Linked DNA regions of Homo sapiens: region 2 is linked to region 1. A link is a contact called in ENCODE Hi-C or POLR2A ChIA-PET data. All regions are on one chromosome and are shown on one strand. Each heading gives the region's core, a stretch centred on a gene start or an enhancer-like site at or near the end of the contact. The rest is flanking DNA. Distances are from core to core; before and after follow the strand shown.

Region 1 (5,023 bases), core at 1,565-4,064:
TTCCTGCAAAGACTAAGTGCTCAGGACATTATTTGTTGAGTCAATGACAGAATTCTATGCTCAGGGAGCAAGTCAAAGGAGAAGGTTGCTCACTCTACTCCAAATATGGGCACCCGTAATGAATGATTTTTTGGAGGAAAAAAAAATCCCTACAATCCATTTTCCACAGAACAGCCAGAGTGATCTTTTAAATTTGTTTTTGTTTTTGAGACGGAGTCTCGCTCTGTCGCCCAGGCTGGAGTGCAGTGGTGCGATCTCAGCTCACTGCAAGCTCCGCCTCCCGGGTTCACGCCATTCTCCTGCCTCAGCCTCCCGAGTAGCTGGGACTCCAGGCGCCTGCCACGACGCCCGGCTAATTTTTTATATTTTGTTTAGTAGAGACGGGGTTTCACCGTTAGTGAGAATGGTCTCAATCTGCTGACCTTGTGATCCGCCCGCCTCGGCCTCCCAAAGTGCTGGGATTACAAGCGTGAGTCACCGCGCCCGGCCGATCTTTTAAATTTTTAAATCAGCTCATGCCACTCCCTGCTTAAAATCCTCCAGGAGTTTCCCACTGTGCTTTAAATAAAACCCAAACAATGTACTGTGGTCTCCATAATCTAGCCCCTGCTTTCTTCACTGGACTCATCTCCTACCCTTCTCTCCTTTCACTAGACACAAGCCTTGCTGAGCCCCAATTTTTAAAAAAATGTTTGAGTTCTTACCATGGGCACTATTTTATGCACTTTACGTGTGTTCTTACATAATCCTCCTAACAAGTAAGTACTATTATGATCTCCATTTTACAGGTGTGAAAACTAAGGCACAAACAAGCTAAGTAATTTCCCCACAGTCACATCATTAGTAGTTGGCAGAGCTGGGGTTCAACACACTAAAAAAGGCAGAGTAGGGTACAAGGGCATGGACTTTGGAGACAGGCCTAGGAACTCTGTTTACAGACTGTATATCCTTACAGAGTCACTCCTTTTCCCCAGTTGTAAACAGGGGTAAAAATACTTACCTTGCAATGTTGTTGGGAGATTTACAAATATTTGCACCTGGGCACAGTGGCTCACACCTGCAATCCCAGCACCTTGGGAGGCCGAGATGGGCAGATCACTTGAGCCCAGGAGTTTGAGACCAGTCTGGGCAACATACCAAGACCCCTTTCTACAAAAAAAATACGAAAATTACCCAGCTGTGGTAGCATGCGCCTGTAATCCCAGCTACTTGGGAGGCTGAGGTGGGAGGATAGCTTGAGGTCTCCCGAGGCTGCAGTGAGCTGAGATTGTGCCCCTGCACTCCAGGGCGAGAGAGCAAGACCCTGTCTTAAAATAAATAAATAAATAAATAAATAAATAAATATATATATATATATATATATATATATATTTGCAAAACACCTTCGCTCAGGAAATAATTAACAGGAATTCCCACCACAGCCTTTTATGCTATCAGCTTGCACACACAGACACAAAGTCAACATGTAGCAAACTGTTCAGGCTACCTAAACCAGATAAATGGCCCCACGAAGACCAGGAACAGACTATAATCGTCTTTAAATACCCATACCCCAACTTGACCAAAGGAGGCCTCTGCAGAGGCAATTGAATAGTCTTCCAGCAAAGGCTAGCTCATTTTAGTACAAGTGGGAGAGAAACGGGGCAATCTGACCAGTGGTTTAAGGGCTGAGTTGGCCCAGCAGAATTGACTAGGCCTTACCACAGGCTAATAACACTTGCCCTTGGCAAAACGAACGCCAGCTCGGGATTTCTGTAGCTTCAACCAGCTTTGTCCTTTGTGATAGTGCCACCTAGCGAGGGTCCGGAGGCACTACCTACTCCTGGCAGCTGCCAAGACCACTGCGACAAGGTGTTAGCCATTTAGGCCTAGGAAAGGGAATGGGGACCACCCGAGTCAGCACTCCTTCCATGACTCTGTGGAGGAAGCCCATGCTGTCCTTCCCCCAACCTCGTCCAGACCCATGGGGTCTGAAAAGCGCGAAAGGCCTGATATTAACTAACACTTGTACATAACACAGCAGTGATCTATTATCATTCCTCATTTTATGGTGTCCTCGCATCGAATCCCTCCCTGGGAATAGGAAAAACAGGCATCATTCTCATGAGAGCCATTGTACAGATGAGGAAACTGAGACTCGGCGGGAAAGTGGTTAACCCAAGGTCACAAAACGCCATGAGAGCCAGGGCTGGGACGAGAATCCACGCCTCTTCCATTCCGGTTCCCGGCTCCTACCCCGACCACCCACCCGAGTGTGAAGACACAGCATGCCCACCCCCACGGGGAGCAGAGGCTCCAGGATCCTGCGCCGAAGACCAGCATGTGGGAGCAGGATAAAGACTGCACGGGGAAGACAGCACTTCTTTCTTCTCTGTCCATGGAGTGCCGGGCACGCTCGCCACGGCTCGGGGGCGGGGGAAGCGGCGCCCGGGGCAGGAAACAGCGTCCTGCGCGGGTAGCCCCTGGGAGCACGCGGCACCGAGTCACGTGAGAGGGGAGCGCAGGCGAAGGGGCGTCGCGCGCAAGCACGCACGACATACGCAAACTCGCACTGAGGCGCCCACAGAGGCAAGCCCCAGGCCCCGGGTCACATGTGGAGGGTGGCAGGCGAGAACAGGGGGGCGGGAAAGACGGAGAGATCACGTGGAGGAGGCCAGAGCAGGGAAGTCACGTGAGGGGGACGGAGGCGGGGCCGCCTAGGAGGAGGAGGAGGAGGAGGGGCGCGCGGCTTCCGGCGGCTGGGGGGGCCAGCGAGCGGAGGGGGGGGCCTGTCCCGGAGGTGGCGGCGGCGCCATCTTGGCGAAGGGGGGATCAGGAAGTGCGGACCGCGGCGGCGGCGGCGGCGGCGGCGGCGGCGGCGGAGCCCGGAGCGCAGGCCGGAGGCTCCCGGCCCGCCGGCCCCGGAGCGGAGCGGAGCGGAGGATGCAGCAGCCGCAGCCGCAGGGGCAGCAGCAGCCGGGGCCGGGGCAGCAGCTGGGGGGCCAGGGGGCGGCGCCGGGGGCCGGGGGCGGCCCAGGGGGGGGCCCGGGGCCGGGGCCCTGCCTGAGGCGAGAGCTGAAGCTGCTCGAGTCCATCTTCCACCGCGGCCACGAGCGCTTCCGCATTGCCAGCGCCTGCCTGGACGAGCTGAGCTGCGAGTTCCTGCTGGCTGGGGCCGGAGGGGCCGGGGCGGGGGCCGCGCCCGGACCGCATCTCCCCCCACGGGGGTCGGTGCCTGGGGATCCTGTCCGCATCCACTGCAACATCACGGTGAGGACCCCCTCGCGTGCGCCTCTGTGGGGGCCCCTTGTCAGGGACCCAGGATCACTCCATCCAGCTTTTTGCTCTCGAAGGACCTGGGAGGCCGAAGCCCCTCTCAGGGCTCAGTTCTTTCTCTCCAGGTTACATTTGTTTCTGCTGCTTGAGGTTATGCAGTGCACCCAGAATCTCTACCATTGACCCCAATAGCAAGGGACACCCCGACATATGGCGCCTAGACTACCCGTTTCCACGAACCCACCCACATCCCAAGGTTCATGATTTTGGCTCTTTTTGGCTACTCCTCCACAACTTTACCTTGCCACCTAGGAATGCGTCTTTCTTCCCCTTACTCTTATTTCAAGGTTTTAGGCCTCGGCACTGACCCTAACTGCAAAGACCTGGCCTGAAACTCACTGCACATTTCAGCGATGCCCCCTTCTCAGTAGTACCTCTGACTTAGGAGGTTGCCACCTGTGGGATCCCCGCCTAGGCATCCCTCATGCAGACCCTCTTGCTCTCTCAACTTCACCAAGTGATAGTTTGCAATTCATTGACTCCTCTTCCTTCTCTCCTTTGGATTCTTTTTCTGGTGTAACCTCTAACTCTCCTCTTTTTGCCTCAGCTGGTAGCAGTTCTGCCACTCCCCTGCCTGTTCCCTATGGATATGTCCATTTGCCCTGGGTTGTTGCTTTTCCTGGTAATGATAGTGATGTGATGTGCGAGGGCTACCCCCATTTATTCTAAGCAGTAACAGTTGCATTTCTCCCCTGTGAGCGTCATTCCATCCTAGGCATACACCTTACATGTCTCCTGCCTGGTCTACCCTCAGACATCCCTTGAACAGAGAATTGGCTTCTGCTAATTTGGGAATGTCTGGTACTGCATGCTATAGCACTTATATTGGTTGATGTTACCTGCTGTGATGGTATTCTCTCTACCGGAGCAGTAGCTGAAATGCTAGCAGACAGTACTTTATCCAGGCAGGCAGACCTAATCGGAGTAGCCTGGGGAAAGGCAGAGTTGTGAATTCTCTGCTACTTGGGGGCCTGAATTCAACTTACTGGTGTTTTCTGTCCGTTTTCTCAATCAAACCAAGTTAAGATTTGGTGAGGTAAAGCCTCAGTTTGGATTGATTGGTGCCCCACCAAAACTCATATGTCCCATTTCTCTTTTCATTTCCTTTCTTTTTTCCTGCTAGAAAGTTAAAATTGAAGGACTAGGAGTGGCTTAGTTAAGTGAAGACTTGGGCATCTTTGATAATTATTTTTCCTCCAGCATTGAGGATTAGAGTCATGGCAATGCTAAGATACCCAGTAGAGGTGGATAAGGTTTCCCTGGCTTGTGTGGGAACCTCGAGTTAATTTTGTTCCTGAATTAAGCTTCTAATTCCTTAAGGGTAGGTTTGCCCCTATCCAGCTGCTCTTTCTGTTGCCAGAGGCCATTTACTGCGTTTGTCCCTGGCAGGAAGTTAAATTTAGGGGGTCCTCAGCCAGACTCCCCATGGCTATAAAGGAGACTTGGCCTAAACTAGCCCCCTTGGTTTGGGCAGAGAGGGAGTCTGGTCAGGCTGCATTTGGCACCGTGGCTCAGGAATGCTGGGAATGTCAGTAGCGTAGGCTTCTTTCTCCCAGCCTGCCATGTGGAGCCCTACAGCCCACGCCTGGACTGAGAAGGTGGCAGGTTCCCAAGGGAGAGGTGGGGAGAATTGGTCTTTGAGGGGCTCTTCTGGAAGTGGTGTGGGTAGATTCTTGCCAGTACCCTTTTACTCTTGGGTTCTGGAGAT
Region 2 (4,387 bases), core at 633-3,132, 400 kb after region 1:
TAGCTTCCCAGTCAATCTGGGGAGAGCCTCAGCCCACAAGGCAGGGTACCTGAGCAATGCTCACATATGCAGATGATTTTAGGACAGAAAAGTATCTTTTTCATATTGAGATCCTGAGACCATTTTGAAACGGGCTGTAAAATATAGGGAGAAACTTATTTGTGAATTTCAGAGGTTGATACTAGGAGTATACCAGGAAGAGTTTGGTTTTCCTGTCCCCAAAGTTGTATTATCCCTGTGCTAGTCAGATGTATTTGAATCTTCCATATCCCACTATCTCTTTAAAGTGTGCTTCAAATGGAAAATCCAGATAAACCTATTAGATTTGAGCACTTAGCTGCTTGTATCAGGAATGCTTGCTAAATTGTCCTTTAGCCTGATTTGTAAAAAAAAAAAAAAAAAAAAAGGAAATAACTTACTTAGTAGCTTAAATAAATATGGGATTTGTTTTTTAATCACATACATCTAGCCATGAGCAACTGTGGCCTGTTGTAGCTGGGCTTTCCATGATTCTCTTGGTCTTTTCTCTTAAGATTGAAATATGCAACTCTGGTCATCACATCCATGTTGAAGGCAAGAGGGAAAGCTAAAGTTTTCCCAGAAGCCCCCAGCAGACTATCTTTCTACATCTCATTGGTTAAAACTGGATCATATGATCACCCCTAGCTGCAAGGGAGGCTGAAAAACAACAGGATAGTCTTGAGTAGCTTATACCAGTAATTTGCCTTCCCTGGGACTAGGCACACTATTTGTTGACTCTTAACAGGTTTGGGGTTCTTTTAAAGAAGAAGAAGAAATTGAATATTTATTGGCTAGGCCACTGAAATGGGTCTATCACACAATATCTGTAACACAAAGCATTAGAAAGTATAGGAGTGAATGAGTGTGGGGATATTTCTCCCAGTATACTGTTTATAATGCTGTCTTGAATGCTTTCACAGAAAAATGTTCAGCTGTTCACTTCCATTCCTTTCAAACCCTGATTATTGTGAACACATTTCTTCGAAGCCAACTGTATTCCTTCCTTTGCCATTTCCCTTGTTTCAGTTTCTCAACCCAGGGAATAAATATTGTGAAGGAAGCATTTTTTCTCCCTCAAAATGTTGTCCTACCAACTTGTCAGTCTGAATTTCCTCTGTTGGTCTTTCCACCAACTGACTGACTCTTATTGCCCTCTATCTGAATCCTCCTTGCATCCACCCTGCCTTACAGATGCATGTTATATATACCAGCTAGTTGAAAGACTCATAATTTACTTCTGGTACTCTACTAACTTTCCCTTTTTCTCTTTCTCCTCCTCTTTTTCCTCTCCTTCTCTTGTGTTCCCCTCCTCTCCGTTGCTGCTGCAGAGCGTCTCTACAGCCAACTTGAGCGAAACCGCCTGCTTTCTAATGAGCTGAAGCTAACGCTGCATGATCTGTGTGACTGATGGGCAGGGCTCAATGATGCCCATTAAACTGAGCTTACTGCTCACACCACTGACCTGGACCCCAACAAAAAGCTGATTGTCTTTTTAAAAGTTATTATTTTGCCCTGAGCAAATTGCATTTTAATTGGGGCAGTTAGAATGTTGATTTCCTAACAGCATTGTGAAGTTGACCATTGTGAAGTTTCTGTCCCTTTAGAAGAGATTATGGGTGAAGAAGGGAGGGGCCTGAGAGATTATAGTGAGAAAACTTGCGAGAATTTTGTTTTCCACCCTTATTTGCTGCTCTTTCACTTGGGCACTGACTGTAGGATATGTTCCCTTGCATGGATGTTTTTAACAATAAAAGGACTGACTTGACAAGTTGTTGTAACTGCTTCATCGGCAGGCCCAGGAATGGGTCCTTCTGACTGGGTGGAAAAAAGGGAAGTGAAAGAAAAGTTGTGGGATATGAATATGGGTCTGTGTTGCCATCACCTTCTCTGAGTTGAAGATTTGAGTATTTTCCTCACCTCTTTAGAGCAGTCAGAGTGGTTTGCTTGCTAGACAGATTAGATTCTCCTTAATGTTCAGCTGCTGATTTTCTTTCTGACTTTTGCGTCCTTTTTCTGGTTTTATGTTAATTTCAAGTAACTGTCACAAGCTAGTTCTGTTCAATAGCTCTGCAGCAATCTCAAGGTTTGCTTACAACTACTTGTTTCAGTAGTATTCTTGGCTTTGTTTTCTTTAGAGATTATTTGACTTAACTGTGAGCGCCCTTTTATTTATCCCATCAGTTATTACTTTGGCCTCTACTTTTTCGAAAAAACATGTAGTGCATGAGGATCTTCCTGTGCTCTTTATAATCTGAGATTCTGATGTTTCTATTGTTTGCAATGTTCAAACTCCGGTGAGCCATTTCAAGAGGGTATTGTTATGTGGGCAAAACCTAGAAAAGTGGATGGCTGATGGTTAAGGCTTGCTCTTTCATTGACTGAAAGCTGAAAGTGTTGGTTGGGTGTGGGAGGGAGAGGAAATGGCTGATAAGGGCCCTAACTCCCTCACCCAGGAAGTGCAGCAACACCTACAACTTCAGTAGGCAAGCCAAAGGCCCTACAAAACTGGGTGATGTAATAGCTCACTTCTGTGGCTGAGAAGGCAGCTGCTTTATCAGTCTGCAGCTTCTCTGCAACAGGAGCAAGTCTCAAAGAGCGGGTAGACCTTGAAATTTACTTCTAGTTCTTGTAACTTCTCTCCTTTACCCCCATTAGATAAACTGAAATGCACCAAAGAGGAGCACCTCTGTACACAAAGGATGCTGGACCAGACCCTGCTTGACCTGAATGAGATGTAGAACGCCCCAGTCCCACCCTGCTGCTGCTCCTCCCTCTGACCCAGACTCCGCCTGAGGCCAGCCTGCGGGAAGCTGACCTTTAACTGAGGGCTGATCTTTAACTGGAAGGCTGCTTTCTCCTTTCACCACCCCCTCCTTCCCTGTGTCTTTTTCGCCAAACTGTCTCTGCCTCTTCCCGGAGAATCCAGCTGGGCTAGAGGCTGAGCACCTTTGGAAACAACATTTAAGGGAATGTGAGCACAATGCATAATGTCTTTAAAAAGCATGTTGTGATGTACACATTTTGTAATTACCTTTTTTGTTGTTTTGTAGCAACCATTTGTAAAACATTCCAAATAATTCCACAGTCCTGAAGCAGCAATCGAATCCCTTTCTCACTTTTGGAAGGTGACTTTTCACCTTAATGCATATTCCCCTCTCCATAGAGGAGAGGAAAAGGTGTAGGCCTGCCTTACCGAGAGCCAAACAGAGCCCAGGGAGACTCCGCTGTGGGAAACCTCATTGTTCTGTACAAAGTACTAGCTAAACCAGAAAGGTGATTCCAGGAGGAGTTAGCCAAACAACAACAAAAACAAAAAATGTGCTGTTCAAGTTTTCAGCTTTAAGATATCTTTGGATAATGTTATTTCTATTTTTTATTTTTTTCATTAGAAGTTACCAAATTAAGATGGTAAGACCTCTGAGACCAAAATTTTGTCCCATCTCTACCCCCTCACAACTGCTTACAGAATGGATCATGTCCCCCTTATGTTGAGGTGACCACTTAATTGCTTTCCTGCCTCCTTGAAAGAAAGAAAGAAAGAAGACTGTGTTTTTGCCACTGATTTAGCCATGTGAAACTCATCTCATTACCCTTTTCTGGGTTTGAAGCTGCTGTCTCTAGAAGTGCCATCTCAATTGTGCTTTGTATCAGTCAGTGCTGGAGAAATCTTGAATAGCTTATGTACAAAACTTTTTAAATTTTATATTATTTTGAAACTTTGCTTTGGGTTTGTGGCACCCTGGCCACCCCATCTGGCTGTGACAGCCTCTGCAGTCCGTGGGCTGGCAGTTTGTTGATCTTTTAAGTTTCCTTCCCTACCCAGTCCCCATTTTCTGGTAAGGTTTCTAGGAGGTCTGTTAGGTGTACATCCTGCAGCTTATTGGCTTAAAATGTACTCTCCTTTTATGTGGTCTCTTTGGGGCCGATTGGGAGAAAGAGAAATCAATAGTGCAACTGTTTTGATACTGAATATTGACAAGTGTCTTTTTGAAATAAAGAACCAGTCCCTCCAACCCTCAGACCTATTTGACTTTTATTTATTAAAACTAAATGTGCTTTCTCCACAGAAGCTATGAGGTTTGGGTTAAAAATAGCATCTTTGTGGGTGGTAGCAACAGGATTTATTCTTTATTATTATTATTTTTGAGATGAAGTTTCATTCTTGTTGCCTGGGCTGGAGCGTAATGGCTCGATCTCGGCTCACTGCAACCTCCGCCTCCTGGTTCAAGAGATTCTCCTGCCTCAGCCTCCCGAGTAGCTGGGATTACAGGCACCTGCCACCATGCCCGGGTAATTTTTTATATTTTAAGTAGAGACAGGGCTTCACCATGTTGGCCAGGCTGGTCTCGAACTCCTGACCTTCAGG

Evidence for each region. A loop is a pair of places that touch in the nucleus more often than their neighbours do. ChIA-PET counts read pairs that join two places held with the same protein, here RNA polymerase II (POLR2A). Pooled maps may share reads with other maps.
Region 2: a pooled map shows a loop between it and region 1 (6-fold over the local background). The contact joins the enhancer-like site here to the promoter of UBE2Q1 in region 1. A Hi-C loop is called at or near these places in 4 of 50 pooled maps. POLR2A ChIA-PET finds 5 or more read pairs at or near these places in 2 of 52 experiments (WTC11 and activated T-cell).

What each region holds. Positions count from the first base shown.
Region 1 is chr1:154,556,453-154,561,475 of GRCh38, reverse strand. It overlaps UBE2Q1 (ubiquitin conjugating enzyme E2 Q1), which reads left to right and starts at 2,814. Exons shown (of 13, transcript NM_017582.7): 1 at 2,814-3,249. The coding sequence starts at 2,923. RefSeq lists enhancers at 1,798-2,378, 2,379-2,960 and silencers at 2,330-2,419, 2,540-2,629, 2,720-2,799, 3,120-3,219.
Region 2 is chr1:154,156,011-154,160,397 of GRCh38, reverse strand. It overlaps a transcript of TPM3 not described here. Among named protein-coding and RNA genes, the nearest start is that of NUP210L, 3.1 kb to the right of the region's middle. RefSeq lists a silencer at 4,207-4,384. Within about 2 kb of position 1,882, at least 3 of the 41 ENCODE cell types and tissues checked have a DNase peak (open chromatin) inside an H3K27ac peak, as active enhancers do.